2 separate regions of the Mus musculus genome follow, and region 1 is linked to region 2. The links are chromatin loops, found by intact Hi-C in ENCODE. Cell type or tissue: heart. All regions are shown on one strand.

Region 1 (8,000 bases), 70 kb after region 2:
CGGGAGGGGGTGGGGGATAGGAGGCAGTGTGTGTGTGTGTGTGTGTGTGTGTGTGTGTGTGTGTGTGGTCACCCAGGGACACAGAGGACTCCAGAAGTGTGGCCAGCCCTGAGGGGAGCCCATCTGAGTCTATATCAAGCAGAGCTATTTCCCAGCAAGGCCTAAATGTCAAGCTCAGGTTGTTTTCAGCCAGGATGAGAATTCTTCAGAGGCTGGGCTCTCAATTGTGTCTCTCAGAACAATAGGGGACAATCCTCTCTCTGGTCATGTGAGTCCTGTAGCCCAGGTGTGTTGTCCTGGTGACAAAGGTCGCAGACAAAGTCTGAGATTGCAGGAAGTAAGCAGGTGCTGGGTGGATGCTGGAGGCCCAGGGTGACCTGCAGGAACAGAGAAGGGGAGATAGGTGAAGGCTACAGAAGGGTTCACTGTGTTTCGCTGTGCTGGGTGGAGATTATCTTTGTCTTCTGAAGGGGTTGTGTGAGGGGAGAGCAAAGGGCACAGACATCGCCCCGGCAGGCTGTCTGGTAATGGCAGACATCCTGCAAAGGGAGGCACTTTCTTGAAAGAAGAGCTGAGTCTTATCGGTGCAGGGTGGGTGGGTAGCCTGCTGCCATGCAGACACAAAGGTAGGAGCCTGATGTGAGTTAACTTTGTTCTCAACACTTAAAATTTAATTATAGAAGTAGCATATGCTTGGAAAGATGGAACCAGAATCAAGTATAATAAATAAAGCTGTGTTCCTTACTCTGTCTAGGATTTCACTCTTCCGGGAGGATGCGCCAACCTAGAGTGGCTTGTAGTTAATCTTCCAGAACTCACAGAAAGCTCCCAGGAACACACGAGCAGCCTGTGTCAGTAGAGTGCTCACCCAGCATGTATAAAGCCTTGGGAGCGACCCCCAAACACTGCATACACCAGCATGATGACCGTGCCAGTTATCACAGCACGCGGGAGGCTGAAGCAGGAGGGTCAGGAGATCAAGGTCTTCTCCCGTTCCGTGTCAAGTTTGAGAACAGCCTGGACTTGGGCTAGGTTGTACCTTGTCTCAAGCAAGCAAACAGATTTTTAAAAAGATAAACAAACAGTTACTAACTGCAGTTCTGTGGGACAGCTTCTATAGCTGGATTCTAGCTGTCAGTTTGCACAGACCTGCTTCCTTTTATAAAAGCTCTTCTTGCCAGGCAATGGTATGGCAGCACGCCCCTTTAATCCTGGTGCTTGGGAGGCAGAGGCAAGTGGTTCTCCACGTTCAAGGCCAGCTTGGTCTACATAACACGTTCCAGGACAGCCAGGGCTGTTCAGAGAAGCTCTGTCTTTTTTTTTTTAAGTTTTTTTAATTTATTTTATTTATACACTATAGCTGTCTTCAGATACACTAGAAGAGGGCATCTGATCCCATTACAGATGGTTGTGAGCCACTGTGTGGCTACTAGGAATTGAATTCAGGACCTCTGGAAGAACAGTCAGTACTCTTAACCACTGTGCCATCTCTCCAGCCCGAGAAGCTCTGTCTTAAAACAACAACTGAAAGGCCTTCTTGTTTTATTAATGTCCTGAAGTGTGTGTTTATTTGGGCATGCTCTCACTCACGCCTATGCCTTTGGGCTCTGGGATGGCTCAGGGCGGTTAACTGGAATGGGCTTGACCCATATTTCTGGTTTAGAGAGCAGTGTTGAGCTAGCCTGCTCATCTTCCCATGAGGGCCAGCTAGGGCCAGAGGCCACCTGTTCAACTAACTTGGGAGACTTGGCCCTTATAACCCTGCAGGCTGCCCCAGTAAGCTGTCTCCATGGAAGTGGACTTTGCCTTCCATGTTATATAGAGCTGGCTCTCTGCACCTGACCCACCAGCTGGTGCTGTTTGTAAGTTTCTCTGGTGACAAATGGCTGCAGGAGGAGAGTAATCTGGCCTCCGACACCTTTCCACTGAGGACCGTCTGTTACCTGCACCGTGGTCCCATGTGTAGAACACAGGTAAAGGGCTGCACATGTGCACCTCTCTGGCGCTTCTGACCTGTGTGGACAGCAGTGTCCATCAGCAAGGTCTCCTGCAGCCCTCTGCCGGCCAGGCCAGATGCACCCCTGCCTCCATCTGCTGGGTTTGGCCTCATGATTGCACTATTGAGTGTCCTGGGTCTGTCTTATAGCTACCATCTGCTAGGTTCTGTTCATCACGTAGTAAGCTGAGGCTACATCTGAACCTGGTCTCTACAGTGCTAGCACACCTCTAGGCTGGGATGGGGCTCTGGGTAAAACTCTGGGAGGTGACATCTGTGATGAGTCCGGGTCATCCCCATTGGCGTGGGCCTTGCCTATCCCCTGTTCACCCAGTGTGAGCTGGAATCAGGAGCTGAGCCCACAGAAACACAGGAGACATGGAGAAGTGTGTGGCCTCCAGCATAGACTGTAAGGCAGGTGCTAGTGTGTGAGGCCACCCTGCATTTCCACACTTCAATGTCCTCCTGGAGGGAAGAATATTTTTCCTATGTGAGGTGTGCTTGCTGCTGGGCAGACACCTAAGAGAGACTTGGGGGCAGCGTGGAGCCCAGAGGAAAAGGCTGTGTGCACAGGTGAGTGCACAGAGAGTGTGTCGCTCTGGACTCCCATGAGCAAGGCCTCATGGGAAGCTTTGTTTCTTATCTTGGCCTTAAGAACATCTTGGACTTCCTGAAACCACCCAGCACTGCCACTGAAGTACTCCTCTTTACCTGTCTCTCTTCTGATCTCTGTTTAAAGTGAACAGCAGTGATCCACCGGCCTCAGCCTCCTGCATGCTGAGACTGCCTTACCAGTTCTTCCTCCTGTCCCTCCTTAGCACAATGGCTGCGGATGGGTCCAGAACACAAGTCTCTGTGGCAGGTAGCTTTTCCTCACATCTCATTGAGCCGTGCTGTCCCTTCTCTCCCTTTATCTTTTGTTGTCAGTAGTAACATTAATGGATTTGCTGTAGTTCACCTTCCCATGTCCTGGACACAGCAGCTTTGATGGTCCTTTGGCTTGTTGCATAAGGCTGGGGCCAATTTGTAGGCTGTCTTATCTGCTCCTGGCTGAGGCAGACCTTTCCAAAGGGCCTCTCTTGATCCTGGCACTTGCTGTCTCTCCTCTCGGTAATTTGCTGACTGGGGCACAGATGCCTCTGGCAGATGGCAGAGTAGAAGTGTCAGCTCAGATGACTTATCATAATACATATATGGAATGTTACAGATTGACTGCCGCACCACTGTCTAATCTGAAAGTAGGTTTGAATTGTTAGGCTGCTGTCCTGTGTTCACGCAGAAGAAATGTCATGAATCCATTCCGTGTCCTCAGAGCTAAACATGGACAGACAAGCTGTCACCTCAGAGTGCTGCCGGCTCCACTGCCCAAGCTCCTCAATCCCTCAGGATCCCACAGTTCCCCTCCCCCTCTTCCAAGGGTTCCCTGAGCTCCCCGGGGAGGGACTGGATGGAGACCTGTGACCTTTTCACCTAATGTGTGGCTTTTCACCTAATGTGTGGCTGCTTGGTCTCAGCATTCTCTCCCATCAGCTGCTGGAGGCAGCCTCTCTGACGGGACTAGCACTGAGCTCTGAGGATTTCTGAACATGACTAGGGGTCATTTCATTAATTTTTCCCTCCCTCCATTCCTTTCTCCCTCCCTCCCTCCCTCCCTCCCTCCCTCCCTCCCTCCCTCCCTCCCTCCCTCCCTCCCTCCCTTCCCGCTTCCTTCCTTTTTGTTTTGGTCCTATTTTGTCCTAGGTCTCTGGCCTATTCAACCCCAGGCATGGGCTCCCTCTTGTGGTGTGGGCTTCTAATGAGAGCAGCCATTGCTTGGTCACTCCCAGGAGCTCTGAGCCACCATGGCCACAGCAGATCTTAAGGGAGGACAGAATGTGGGTGGAAGGTTTTATTGCTGTGTTGCCATCCTAGCCCCACCATGGGAAGCCTTGCATGGTTACAGAAGATGACTGGTTTAGACTCTGTATCCTAGGTGTCCTCACTAGGGTCACCCTCGTTGATTCCAGGGAGTTTTCACTGCACTAGGTTTCCAGATTGTCCCCTCAATTCCAGCTGCCTCTCCTTGTACTCTCTCCCTCCACCCCCCCACCAGATCCTACCTAGTCCCATCCCTGCTCCCCAGTCTGCCTGCAAAATCTGTTCTATTTCTCCTTCCCAGGGAGCTCTATGCATCCGACCCCACCCCCACTTCACTCCCCAGAGCCCTTCGTGTTACTCACCCTCTCTCAGTCTGTAGATTACAGCGTGATTATCCTTTATTAGCAGCTAATATTCACTATAAGTGAGTACATGCCATGTTTGTCTTTCTCGGTCTGGGTTACCTCACTCTGAGTTTTTTCTAGCTATTCATTTGCCTGTAAATTTCATGATGTCATTTTTATGTAAATTTTATGATGTAACACAGATGAATGATACTCCATTGTGTGAATGTATTTCATTTTCTTTATCCATTCTTCAGAAGAGGGACATCTAGGCTGCTTCCAGTTTCTGGTTATTATGAATAAAGCCACTGTGAACATACTTGAGCAAATGTCCTTGTGGTATGATGGAGTGTCCTTTGGGTATATGCCCAAGAGTAGTATAGCTGGGTCTTAAGGTAGATCAATTCCCAATTTTATGAAAAACTGCCATATTGATTTTCATCATGGCTCTACAAGTTTGCACTCCCACCAGCAATGGAGGAGTGTTCCCCTTGCTCCATCCCTGGCCAGCGTGACCTGCCACTTGCCTTATTGATCTTAGCTGCTCTCACACGTATAATAAGATGGAATCTCAAAATAGTTTTGATTTGTAGTCCCAAGATGGCTAAGGATGTTGAACACTTCTTTAAGTGTTGCTAAGCCATTGGAGACTCCTCTATTGAGAATTCTGTTTAGATTGGCACCCCATTTTTTAATTGGATTGTTTGGTTTGTTGATGTCTAGTTTCTTGAGTTCTTTATATATTTTGGATATTAGCCCTCTGTGAGATGTGGGGTTTGTGAAGATCTTCCCATTCTATAGGCTGCTGTTCTGTCCTATTGATGGTGTCCTTAGCCTTGCAGAGGCTTCTTGGTTCCATGGGGCCCCATTTACCAATTGTCAATCTTAGTGCCTGAGCTATCAGTGTTCTGTTCAGGAAGTTGTTTCCTGTGCCAGTTCCTTCAAGGCTATTCCCCACTTTCTCTTCTGTCAGGTCTTCAGTGCCCTGGTCACAGGGCCTCTCCAGTCACCACCCCAGCCGAAGGCTATAGTGGATAGCTCATTAGTGTGTCAGGCCATGACTGGAAGAGCTAATTAGGAACTTCTAAACTATGACTCAGTAATAAGGAGCTACACTGTCAGGGGCCATGAAGAACTGAGGACTAAGACCAAAAAGCACTTGTTTCTCATCTTACAGCCCAGTGTCTGCACCTTGAGAAGCAGGATCCCCTTCTAAGAGTGCTCCCTGGGGCAAGGAGGACTGAGAGTGGGCAGCTGTTCTCTGGGCCACAGGGACTCATTCCCTAGGCCTGCTTGCTTCTATTTCTGTATTTCCTTGTGGTCTCAGGATTGCTGTCTCCCACTGCTGGTTCATGTGTGGTCCAGTCACACTTGACTTTTTCCTTTTAACTTGTTCACCTTAAACCCCCACTTAGTGCCTGCCCTGCCTAAGAGGCCACGCTGTTAAGTGCTGATGAGCCGTGACTTTCCTAGATACAGCTAATGGTCGGGAAGCAAGGGAAAGTGGGCTTAGGTGGGAGAAGGCTTGTGAAGCACCCTCTGTCCTTCACTGGGCTGTGGAGAAAAGGCATTTTCTGTTCCTGATTAGCCTCTACCTTCCATGTGGAGCCACGTGTTTGGGTTTTTGTAGCTGTTTCAGTGATTCTAATTAAGTGGCGGGGCTAGCCAGACTCAGACTTCACTCTGGGCACTTAGATAAGGACCTTTTCTGTGGGCACACATGGGTCCTTGGTGGATGTGGGCAGGAGTCTGGCTGGGCTCTTACTCCAGGCCACACCCCTGCTCTGTCTCTGGTCCAGAATCCTGTCAGGTGTGATCAGGTGTCAGGGCCTGGGTCCAGCTCCTCCCAGCACTGGGGATAAAAGCCAGCTCAGTCTGCCTCCTGCTACTTCTGAGCCACCTACAGCTCTGCTGGGGATCTGCCTGCTGGCACAGGTAAGGGTGACTGTGCTCCAATATCCACGCCAACTGAAGGGGAGTCACAGGGGCATCTCTTAGACCCTGCTGGCCCTCTCCAGATCCCCTGCCTCCACCCTGATGCTAGATGAGTGTCCTCCTCCAGTCTGGCTTCTGGGCCTGTGGTTCTTCATTGCCCAAGTTCCAAAGCAGGTCTCTCAAAAATTTGGGCGAGTAACACTTGCCTCTGATGGCTTGCTGGCCTCTTTTGGATGCATCCTTTGGGATGCCTGTTGTTGCTACTGCCACGGCAGTGGGACTTCCCTGAGTGCCTATCTCTTATGTGCAGACAGATGCTACCTAGTAAAGGAGACGACAGAGTCCGGATCTCAGCATGGTGGCTTCTAGAAGTGCATAGCCACTTCGCCCTCGGAAGGCAGTGAGGCTACACTAAGACTCTGGGTTTGATTGGCACAGGATGGGTGGCAAGCAGCCTGGCAGCTCCCAGCATCTTTCTGTGCTCACCCAGCTGAGCTGTCGTGTTGAGTGTGCTGGACAGATGGCACATAGCTCTAGGGTAGCGACCTCCTCTGCTCACGGGAGAGTGCTGAGTTTAGGCTCAGCATCGCTGCTGTGATTTGGATGGGTACTGGGTGTTGCTGATATCCTGAGGGATGTTCCTGCCTGCACAGCTCCCTCACAGCTCCATTCCCACGGTTGTGAAATGACTTCTTGGGTAACCAGCCACTGGGTAACTAACCAGTCTCATGCTTGCAGAAGCACACCCATGGGGGTGTCACTTGCTGTCTTTGATGAGCCAGTATTTCTCTTGGACCACCATCAGCCAGAGTGGGCTTGAGGGAGGGGTGTCCATTCACTGTGGCTAATTAGGGCCAGAATCATGGCCCTGGCATCCACTTTATCGGCAGATTCCCAGGTGTTGGAATGAACCTGCACGTCCTTCAGCAGAGTGTGTTTTTATGCTGCAAAATTACCCACATCTTTAGAAGAGAGAGAATGCTGAACTGGGTTGGGGTGGGGTGGGTGCGGGGTTAGTTCTAAGAAGATGCATTTCTGCTGCACGGAGTGGAGAAGCCCTGGGATTCTGTCTGCCCCACGTTGCCAGACTGGGAGTTGGGAGGGGACCCTGGGTACCAAGGGGTGTCAGAGCTTCAGGTGAATCACTTCACACCTGACAGTAGCGCTCTCAAGTATGGGCTTGTCTTAGGAGTGCGAGTGCATACCCCTTGTCTAATAAGGTGCTAGCTCTTCCTGCAGGGCCACAGGCTTTAGACTGGTGTGAGGGGAAAGTTAAGATTCTTGTCTGCAAAAGTTCAGTCCTGCCTCACCCTTGGTTCCATCCCGATGAATACCGGAGCCACAGGTGTGCTCAAACCCTATGGATGTGTTGCTAGCTTGCCCATGGTGCACTTGAATTTAAAGATTATGTGCACAAATCTTTACAAACAGTAGCTAACACAACCACTCAGAAACCAGGACAAGGAATACAGCGTGTTATAAAAGAAATAATTTAAAATATAAATTGTTTATACCTGGGATTTTGCATTGCTGTTTTGAACTGTGGAAGCCAAGCCATAGGAATGGGATATGGAAAGGGGAGGGGAGGGGAGGGGAGGGGAGGGGAGGGGAGGGGAGGAGAGAAAGAGAGAGAGAGAGAGAGAGAGAGAGAGAGAGAGAACGTGAGAGGTCCATTAGGCAGTTTTACCCAGAGTCATCCACAGCCCCACCATTTCACAATCAGGTACCAGGTGTTGATGCCTACCTGGCTTGGGTTCAGAAGTCAGAGCTGCACCCCAGCCCCCGGGAGAACAGGGTGCTGTGGGGGAGTCAATGAAACCATGGCGTGAGGGACCAAGAAAGAACTGTTCCTGCGTTCTTAAGGCTAC
Region 2 (8,000 bases):
TGGTACACATCTTTAGTCCCAGCATTCACAGCCGATTCCTCACACAGTTAAACGGCAGAATACCGTGACCCATGCCTTGCCCTGGGAGGACCACAGGACCCTGCTGAAGGGAGCACCACTCCTTCTTCTCTTCCTGAAGTAGCTGCCAGCAGGTTCTGGCTGGAAATGCGCCCCCACCCCCACCCCTGCTCCTTCCCTTTGCATGTCATTTTCCTCAGCTAGTCCTCAGACACGTCCCCAGGAAGGTCACACTACAGACAGCTCTGCAGCCTGTGCCCATGGACTTGCACACGCATCCGCTATGACATCTCCACCCATCAATCATGCATCTTTGTAGCCTTCCACCTACTCCTCTACCTTCCCTAACATCTAATGTGTATCTCCTATCGTCTTCCCACCCACCATTCCCCTCTACCCATGTTTTAATTGCTCTATCAACCACCACCACCCCTACTGAAATCACCGTGGAGCTCCTTATTGGCAGGGAGCTTTGGTCTGGACCCTGGAGCGGGACAGCCAGCGGGCACGCGGCCTTCTCGCAAGTCCCCAGGTGTAGTTCCAGCATCTGCCTCTAGCGGGCGCCTGGTCTTGGTTAAGGCTCTGGAGGCAGCACACCAGCATCTCCGTTTCTTAAGTACTGGCTGTGGTTTCCATGGGAACAGGCTTCTGGAAGGCAGGGAGGCACTTTCCTCCCAGCACCTCTCAAAAGCTGAAGTGTGCCTTGCCTTTGTTAACTGCGGTCCCGTTGGCAGTCTCTGACTTGCTCTCTGGACAAGTGGTTTTTGTCACGATTTTACTAAATTCTGACTTGATGGAAATTGGAGGCACACCTACTCTCCCTCCCCCAACCCCCTCCCTCTCTTTCTCTCTCCCTGGGATCAATCTAGAAAATGAACTGTTTCGTGAAATAAGCTAAAGTAACCTCTAGCTCATGCTAGAGGGGAGTAGGAAGGACGCCCCCTCCCCCAACCACCCCTAACCAACAACGACGGGCATCAGTTTGCCTTAGGGTCTCTGTGATTGGACTGAGCCAGGCTTTACTGCCTTGATCAGGAAAGGGAAACCCCAGCTGGGATTTCTGCATTAAAGCTGAGACCTCTGATTGATTTCTGTAGGCCTGACCCCAGCAAAGGGATGTGACAAAGGCACCTACCTCAGAGCCCTGCCCAGTCTCAGTGATGCCTGGAGCCTCTGGAAACCCCCTGGGTTGGAAAGGAATCTCTGGGGCTACCAGGTGCAGTCAAGGCAGGAAACCCAGGGTTCCCCTGTGTCAGGTCAGAATCTTGGTCCAAGTGGAGACACATACTGCCCAGAGGGCCAGTGCCACCCAAGTGACTCTCCCAGCCTGTGTGTTGTCCCACCTGCCCACTACTCCCTCTGCCTTCCTAGCTTCCATTCTGTTGATGCACTGTGGACCTCTGGTGTTCAGAAAGCATAGCACTCACAGGGAAGGAGCGCGGGTGGCTGCTTTACTCTAGAAAGTCAAAAACAGCTGGCCGGGCCTGGTGGTGCAAGCCTTTAATCCCAGCACTTGAGGCAGAGGCAGAGGCAGGCAGATCTCTGTGAGTCTGAGGCCAGCCTGGTAGCCTGGTCTACAGAGCAAGTCCCAGGACAGCCAGGGCCATTACACAGAGAAACCCTGACTCAAAACACAAACAAACAAAACCAGCCCTCAGACTGCCTTGTTCCAGTTAATCAGCCCACTGCCTCTGGCTCTCTTCTACACGGGGCCGTTTGTTCTCTCAGGGTGCACTCTCGATGTAACATGCACCATACCCTGGGGTGCAGGCAGGGACCCAGGACCAGGGTGGGGCTACAGAACAAGAGATGGGAATCCTTCCTAGATATACGATTCAGAGAATGCTTAAGAGACCTGCCTTTCTCCCTTCTTCCATTCCCATGGGCACTGTCACACCAGCCATGGCCTGGTTACCTTACTTCACTCACCAGGAAATCAATGCTAAGAAGTTCACACTGTCTCCTGAGTGGTGTGCTCACACCCACCAAGTCCTCACGTCAACTCACTCAGCTGTGTGCCTGCCAACAAACGGTTATCTTTAATTTTTTAAAAATTATTACTGTGTATGGGGGGGGGGAAACATGTGTATGCCTTCGCATTCCTGGGGTGGGGGTCAGAGGATAATTTCTCCAGAGTCGGTTCTCCCACTGTGGGTCAGGGGATGGATCTCAGGTGGCCCTGTTTTGTACGTAGGTAGTCTCCTTCCCCAGCCTGCCTTAATAGGGGTTTTCTTTCTCATTAAGGAAAGAGAGAGAGAGGTATAGGTAAGGAGACAGGTATCCCTGCTAACACGACTGTCTCCAGATCTTGAGAGGGGACCCGCAGCATACAGGGCCATATAGGAAAGCCACTTGGGGACGCCTTTGATGACCAGGAAGCAGAAGAAACAAGAGGAGAGGGCAGGAATGGGTCTGGTTGGGTTTTGTCAACTTGACACATCTAGGCATAGCTGGGGAGACGGAATCTTAATTGAGAAAATGTCTCTATAAGATTGGCCTACAGGCAAGACTGCAGAACATTTTCTTGGTTAATGACTGGTGTGGGATGGCCCAGATTACTGTGGGTGCTGCCACCCCTGGGTAGGTGGTATAAGAAAGAAGGTCGGCTGTCGAGATGACTCATCGGGTAAGAGCACTGACTGCTCTTCCAGAGGTCCTGAGTTCATATATATATATATATATATATATATATATATATATGTGTGTGTGTGTGTGTGTGTGTGTGTGTGTGTGTATTTGGCTTTATTCGAGACAGGGCTTCTCTGTATAACCCTGAATGTCCTGGAACTCACTTTGTAGACCAGGCTGGCCTCGAACTCAGAAATCCTCCTGCCTCTGCCTCCCAAGTGCTGGGATTAAAGGCGTGCGCCACCACCGCCTGGCTAGGTCCTGAGTTCAAATCCCAGCAACCACATGGTGGCTCATAAACACCCAGAATGAGATCTGACACCCTCTTTTGGTGCGTCTGAAGACAGCTACAGTGTACTTATGCATAATAATAAAGAAATCTTTGGGCCGGAGCAAGCCGGGGCTGAGCGAGCAGAGTTGACTGGAGCAAGCTGGGCCAGCCAGAGCGAGTGGGGCCAACTGGAGTGATCAGAGGTCCTAAATTCAATTCCCGACAACCACATGAAGGCTCACAACCATCTGTACAGCTACAGTGTACTCATATACATAAAAATAAATTAATAAATCTTTTTTTTTTTTTTTTTTTTTTTTTTTTTTTTTTTTTGCTCACATGGGCAATTTTATTAAAAAACAAAACAAAACAAAACAAGAACAAAAGACCAAAACATCACACAGAAGTTCACCCCATAGAAGGAAGATCCCTGGGGCTGGACCGCTCTCCTTTGCTGCTAAGTGTCCTGCTGCTGCACGAAGGGGTTGGGGATGGCCTCCATGCCGTCCTGTGGGCAGATGAGCACCACCGAGGTGCCACGACATACGACAAGCCCCAGCTGCCGAGTGTCCTCCGTCAGCTTGTACTGGTCATCAGGGTCTCTCATGTACTCCATGGTCCCATCCAGCACCAGGTTGAGCAGTGGGTCAAAGCCCTTCAGGATACCGCTGGCTTCCCGGCCACCCTGGAACTTCACCCGAATGGTCTTATCGATGTACTTGGAGAGGTCCAAGATGCTTTCTTTCTTCTTTTTCTCTTTGTCCGCCATCTTGTCGCCTCACGTCCAAATTAATAAATCTTTAAAAAAGAGAGCCAGGCAGTGGTAGTGCACGCCTTTAATCCCAGCACTTGGGAAGCAGAGGCAGATGGATTTCTGAATTTGAGGTCATCCTGGTCTACAGAGTGAGTTCCAGGACAGCCAGGGCTACACAAAGAAACCCTGCCTCGGAAAAAACAAAAGAGAGGGAGGAAAGGAGGAAGGGAGGGAGGGAGGGAGGGAGGGAGGGAGGGAGGGAGGGAGGGAGGGAGGAAGGAAGGAAGGAAGGAAGGAAGGAAGGAAGGAAGGAAGGAAGGAAAGAGGCTAAACAAGGTGTGAGAAGCAAGCCAGCAAGCAGCATTTCTCCACAGCCTCTGTTTCAGTTTCTGCTTCCAGTTCCTGCCCTGCCTGAGTTCCTGCCTTGGCTTCCCTCGATGAATTGTGACCCGGGATTTGTAAGCCAAATAAACCCTTTCCTGGGCAAGCTGCTTTGGTCACTATTCTATCACAGCAATAGAAACCTAACTAAGACGGGGATCTTGTGTGGTTTCTGTGGGTTGCCTGTGAGGCAGGGCAGGTAGCTGATGGGGTATTTCAGGAACATGGGCACTGTCCCCAGGTGCCCAGTGCCTGTCTGAGATGAGAACAAGGTAGACGTCCCTTAGAAGTAGTGAGCCGGTGAGGGCCTAGACACCCGTATGTGGGTCAACAGCGGGCTCTAGGGATGCTTGGTCAGTATCTCTTGGAAGCCCAATACCAGCTAAGCTGTCCCGTCAGAGCAGCACAGCCCTGGGTGTCATAGTATGAGTTACAGAAGCTAGAAAATGTGCTCTGCACAGCCCAGCTTCCTCACCCGCTGACTCTCCGGGTTTTGTCCACAGCAAAGGTCAGGGAGGAGAGAGAGAGAGAAACGGACTCGATCCTTCCTCTTTTCTTCCTGTGGGTGTTTCTCTATCACAGCAAACAGTTACTTGCAGCTCAATCTCCAGCAGGCTTCTGGTGTTTGGAGACCCGGTGGAGACAACAGCCACAGAGGGAAAATCCGCCTGAGCCCAGAAGGGGGCGCTGTTGATCCGGCTCGTAAAGCGCATCACGCGGACAGAGCAGGTTCCGAACGCATCGAGGACACCGGTCCAGTGCTGCAATCCAAGCCACTTCAGACACATGAAACTAGGTCTGGACCCCGCACACAAAGCCTGGAAGTGGATTGTGTATACGTGTGCATGTGTGTGGAGCGGGTTATCTCTACTGAAGCACACTTTAGCCCACTGAATCCACACTCTGTCGCTTTAACACGTGTGGATGATAATGGACTTATAGTGCAAAGGAAAACTTTTTTTCCTGTTTGTTTTTCTCACTGTTTGGAAAGTAGTAGTCTATGGTTAATTAGCTCCATTACTCTGTGGTCTCTGATGCATCTCATTCTGACAGGAGCTGATCTTGGTGTCCTGGTTGTAAAAACAAACAAGCCAAGAGAAATACATTGCTGAGGCCTCACCGTCCCTTTCAGAGGATTTCTCACTAGGTCCCACTACCTTTCAATCGAGCCGAGCTGGGGGCCAGCCTCTGGGGAACAGCCAACATTCAAGTGACTGTGATACTAGAGAAACCTGTAGTAAAATTGATGCTATGAAAAAATGCACTAGTGGCGCTGCGCGGCGGAGGCGCACACCTTTAATCCAGCGCTCAGGAGACGGAGGCAGGAGGATCTCTGAGCTGGAAGCTAGAAAGTGAGTTTCAGGACAGCCAGGGCTGCACAGAGAAACCCTGTCTCAAAAAACGAAAAACCAGAGAGGGGGGTGGAGGGGGAGAGGAAAAGAATTTACTAATGAACTTACTTGGGAAATACTAAGTAACACAAAGTGGCATTTAGCTAAAGGAGACTGCCTCCCACAGGACTGGAAGGTTGTGTGCTAACCAGGCTTGTTAGGAACTTAGAGAAAGGAAGGTCTTTACATAATTAAAGTTTAGGGTTGCTGAGAAAGTTTCCGCCAGTGTTTACCCACAGTGTTGACCTCCAATTAGGTTCCATTCCCATGACAAAAAGAAGACAACCCTGAGTTACAGCCAGCTTCCAGGCTCATCTGCATAGCAAAGAACATCTTCTAAGGAGCAGGGGATTGCTCTAGGGAACAGTGCAGGGTCACATCCTTCCTTAACCGCTGGTCTGTCCTTAAGCCCCCTGTGCTCTTCTCAGGAAAAGCATCCTTCTGCCAGGAGGGAGAGAGGATCTGGGGTAACAGCTGCTGGGAAAGAACTCTGGTGTGTTTAAGGAATAATTCTGACAAAATCTTTGTTGTGCAAACCTCCCATCTGCTCAGGTGTCAAGACGTGTGGACGTCTGTGCCTGTTTAAATCGTTTAAAGTTTAACCTGGGGCTGGGACCTGAAGAAGATTAAAAGGTAGTTACCTTTTAATGGCAATAGCCGTGGACCATTAGTCAATACCCATCACCCCTGATGCCCCAGGATGCCCCCAGGAGCCAAGGCACAGCCAGACCCAGCATCTGCTTGAGTTGAAACATTCTGCAGTGGAGGACCAATAAATCTACAACCCAGCATGGGCCTCATCTGCAGGCAAACTTGGCCCTCTGCTGGGGGAAAGGCTGGCGAGGCTGCCACCCTCTACCATCTGTACCCCACAGCCGCATGATCACCGGGGATAGCAGGACCTCTGCAGTGAATGGCGCAGGAACTGCCCGCACAACTATTAGTTTTCTGTTTAAGTCTTTCTTGGGACTTCAGCAGAGATCTGCCACAGTTGTCGGACAGGACCCGACAGATCCCATTGTCTGCCTCCCCTCACCCCATCCCTCCAGTTACTTTAGCACTTTACAAAACTGGTTTACACACTGGCCTAATTCACCCAGAACTCTCAGCCTCCCCAACCTCAGAAAGATCGAATCCCAGGATGGGGCTCAAAGAGGCTGCCAAAGTCCCATCCCAGTCCCTGCTAAACTTTTTTTTTTTTTTTGGTTTTTGAGACAGGGTTTCTCTGTATAGCCCTGGCTGTCCTGGAACTCACTTTGTAGACCAGGCTGGCCTTGAACTCAGAAATCCACCTGCCTCTGCTTCCCAAGTGCTGTGATTAAAGGCGTGCGCCACCACACCTGGCTCCCATTTCTTTTCTTACTCTTTGTTTGTTTTGCTTGCTTGCTCACTTGCTTGCAACAGGGTCTCACTACAAAGCCCTGTGTGATCTGGAACTCTTTGTGAGGGACAGGCTGACCTCGAAGTCATGGATATCCACCTACCTTCACCTCTGAGTACTGAGATTCAAGGCACACACCATTCTTCCTGACACTGCTGGCCAGGCAGGTCAGGGCCACTCAGGCAAGGAGGACCGGCCCAAGGCTTGCTGAGTCTCCTAGGCTCTGGTAGCATCTTCTGCCCCATCCAGGGGTACAACCATCAGTGTGACTGGTGCCACACTGCACATTAACCATGGAGACCAAAAGACAGGGAAGACCCTTCCTCACACAGCTCACAGCCAGTAACCTCTGCTTGAGAGGTAGTTTGCTCTCCTATGGTTACAGGGAGCAGAAAAAAAGAGGCCAGTGACCCCACCCCCATACAGAACTGGGGTTCCCAATTCCAAGCTCAGTCATCTCTTATAAATACATGAACCCTGTGCAGAGCCAGAGGCTGGCCTGATCCAAGGTAGACACTCAGCCAACTGTTCACCACACAAGCTCAGAGTTCTCTTGGGTTGTCCTTGTTCACTAGCTATTGAAAGCTCATGAGGCGGGATGTTCTCCTCAGGCTCTGGAGGCAGAGGAACCTGTCCCTGTCCCTGCCCCCTGTCAGCCTTTCTATGAACATTGAGGTTGCACCATGGTAGGTCAGGCAGGCCTCGCATATGAGGGCTTTCAGGTGGTCTATGGAGGGCCATAGCTTCCCACAGAGGATTGATGCTCCTTGTAGGGATCAGGAATTCCATGGAGGTTTGGGGTTCCCAGTGGGAGCTGCAATGCTAAAGCTCAAGGTGCCAGTGGGTCCCCAGGATTCTGGCCAGCCCTTGTTACCCCATCTGTTCTGGTCACATGTTCCTAGACACAATGTCTGACCACTTACACCTTCTCTCTTACATTAACTCCCCATATGGACTAAACTCTGCAGGGGTAGCCCACCCTAGCTGTCCACAGGCAGGACCTGGCTCCTGAGGACACAGGTCCTAAGAGGAGGAGGGAGAGAAGGAAAGAGGGTTGTGGGCTGGAAGTTGAGGAGAGAGTTGCCCTCCACTTGTAGTAAGCTAAAACTTTTGTGCCACCATCTCTGTTGCCCTAGCTGTTTGGAGCAGAGCTGTTTGTGCCAGGCTAACGCAAGG

Evidence for each region. Peaks named below come from ENCODE experiments on the same cell type or tissue, not always from the same donor. Only the 100,000 strongest peaks of a DNase experiment are listed, where the experiment ranks them.
Region 1: a loop joins it to region 2, with 4 times the contacts of the local background. A loop is called at or near these places in 14 of 42 quality-filtered maps.

The regions. Positions count from the first base shown.
Region 1 is chr10:78,318,791-78,326,790 of GRCm38, reverse strand. All of the region lies in intron 2 of Agpat3 (1-acylglycerol-3-phosphate O-acyltransferase 3), which reads left to right. Among named protein-coding and RNA genes, the nearest start is that of Mir7659, 17 kb to the left of the region's middle. In heart, a CTCF peak has its summit at 3,805 (motif pointing left); DNase peaks (open chromatin) are centred at 3,024 and 3,790; H3K27ac peaks cover 617 bases.
Region 2 is chr10:78,389,006-78,397,005 of GRCm38, reverse strand. It overlaps the pseudogene Gm10146. Among named protein-coding and RNA genes, the nearest start is that of Mir6907, 16 kb to the left of the region's middle. In heart, CTCF peaks have their summits at 566 and 4,726 (motif pointing right); DNase peaks (open chromatin) are centred at 575 and 4,725; H3K4me3 peaks cover 477 bases; H3K27ac peaks cover 298 bases; H3K27me3 peaks cover 3,879 bases.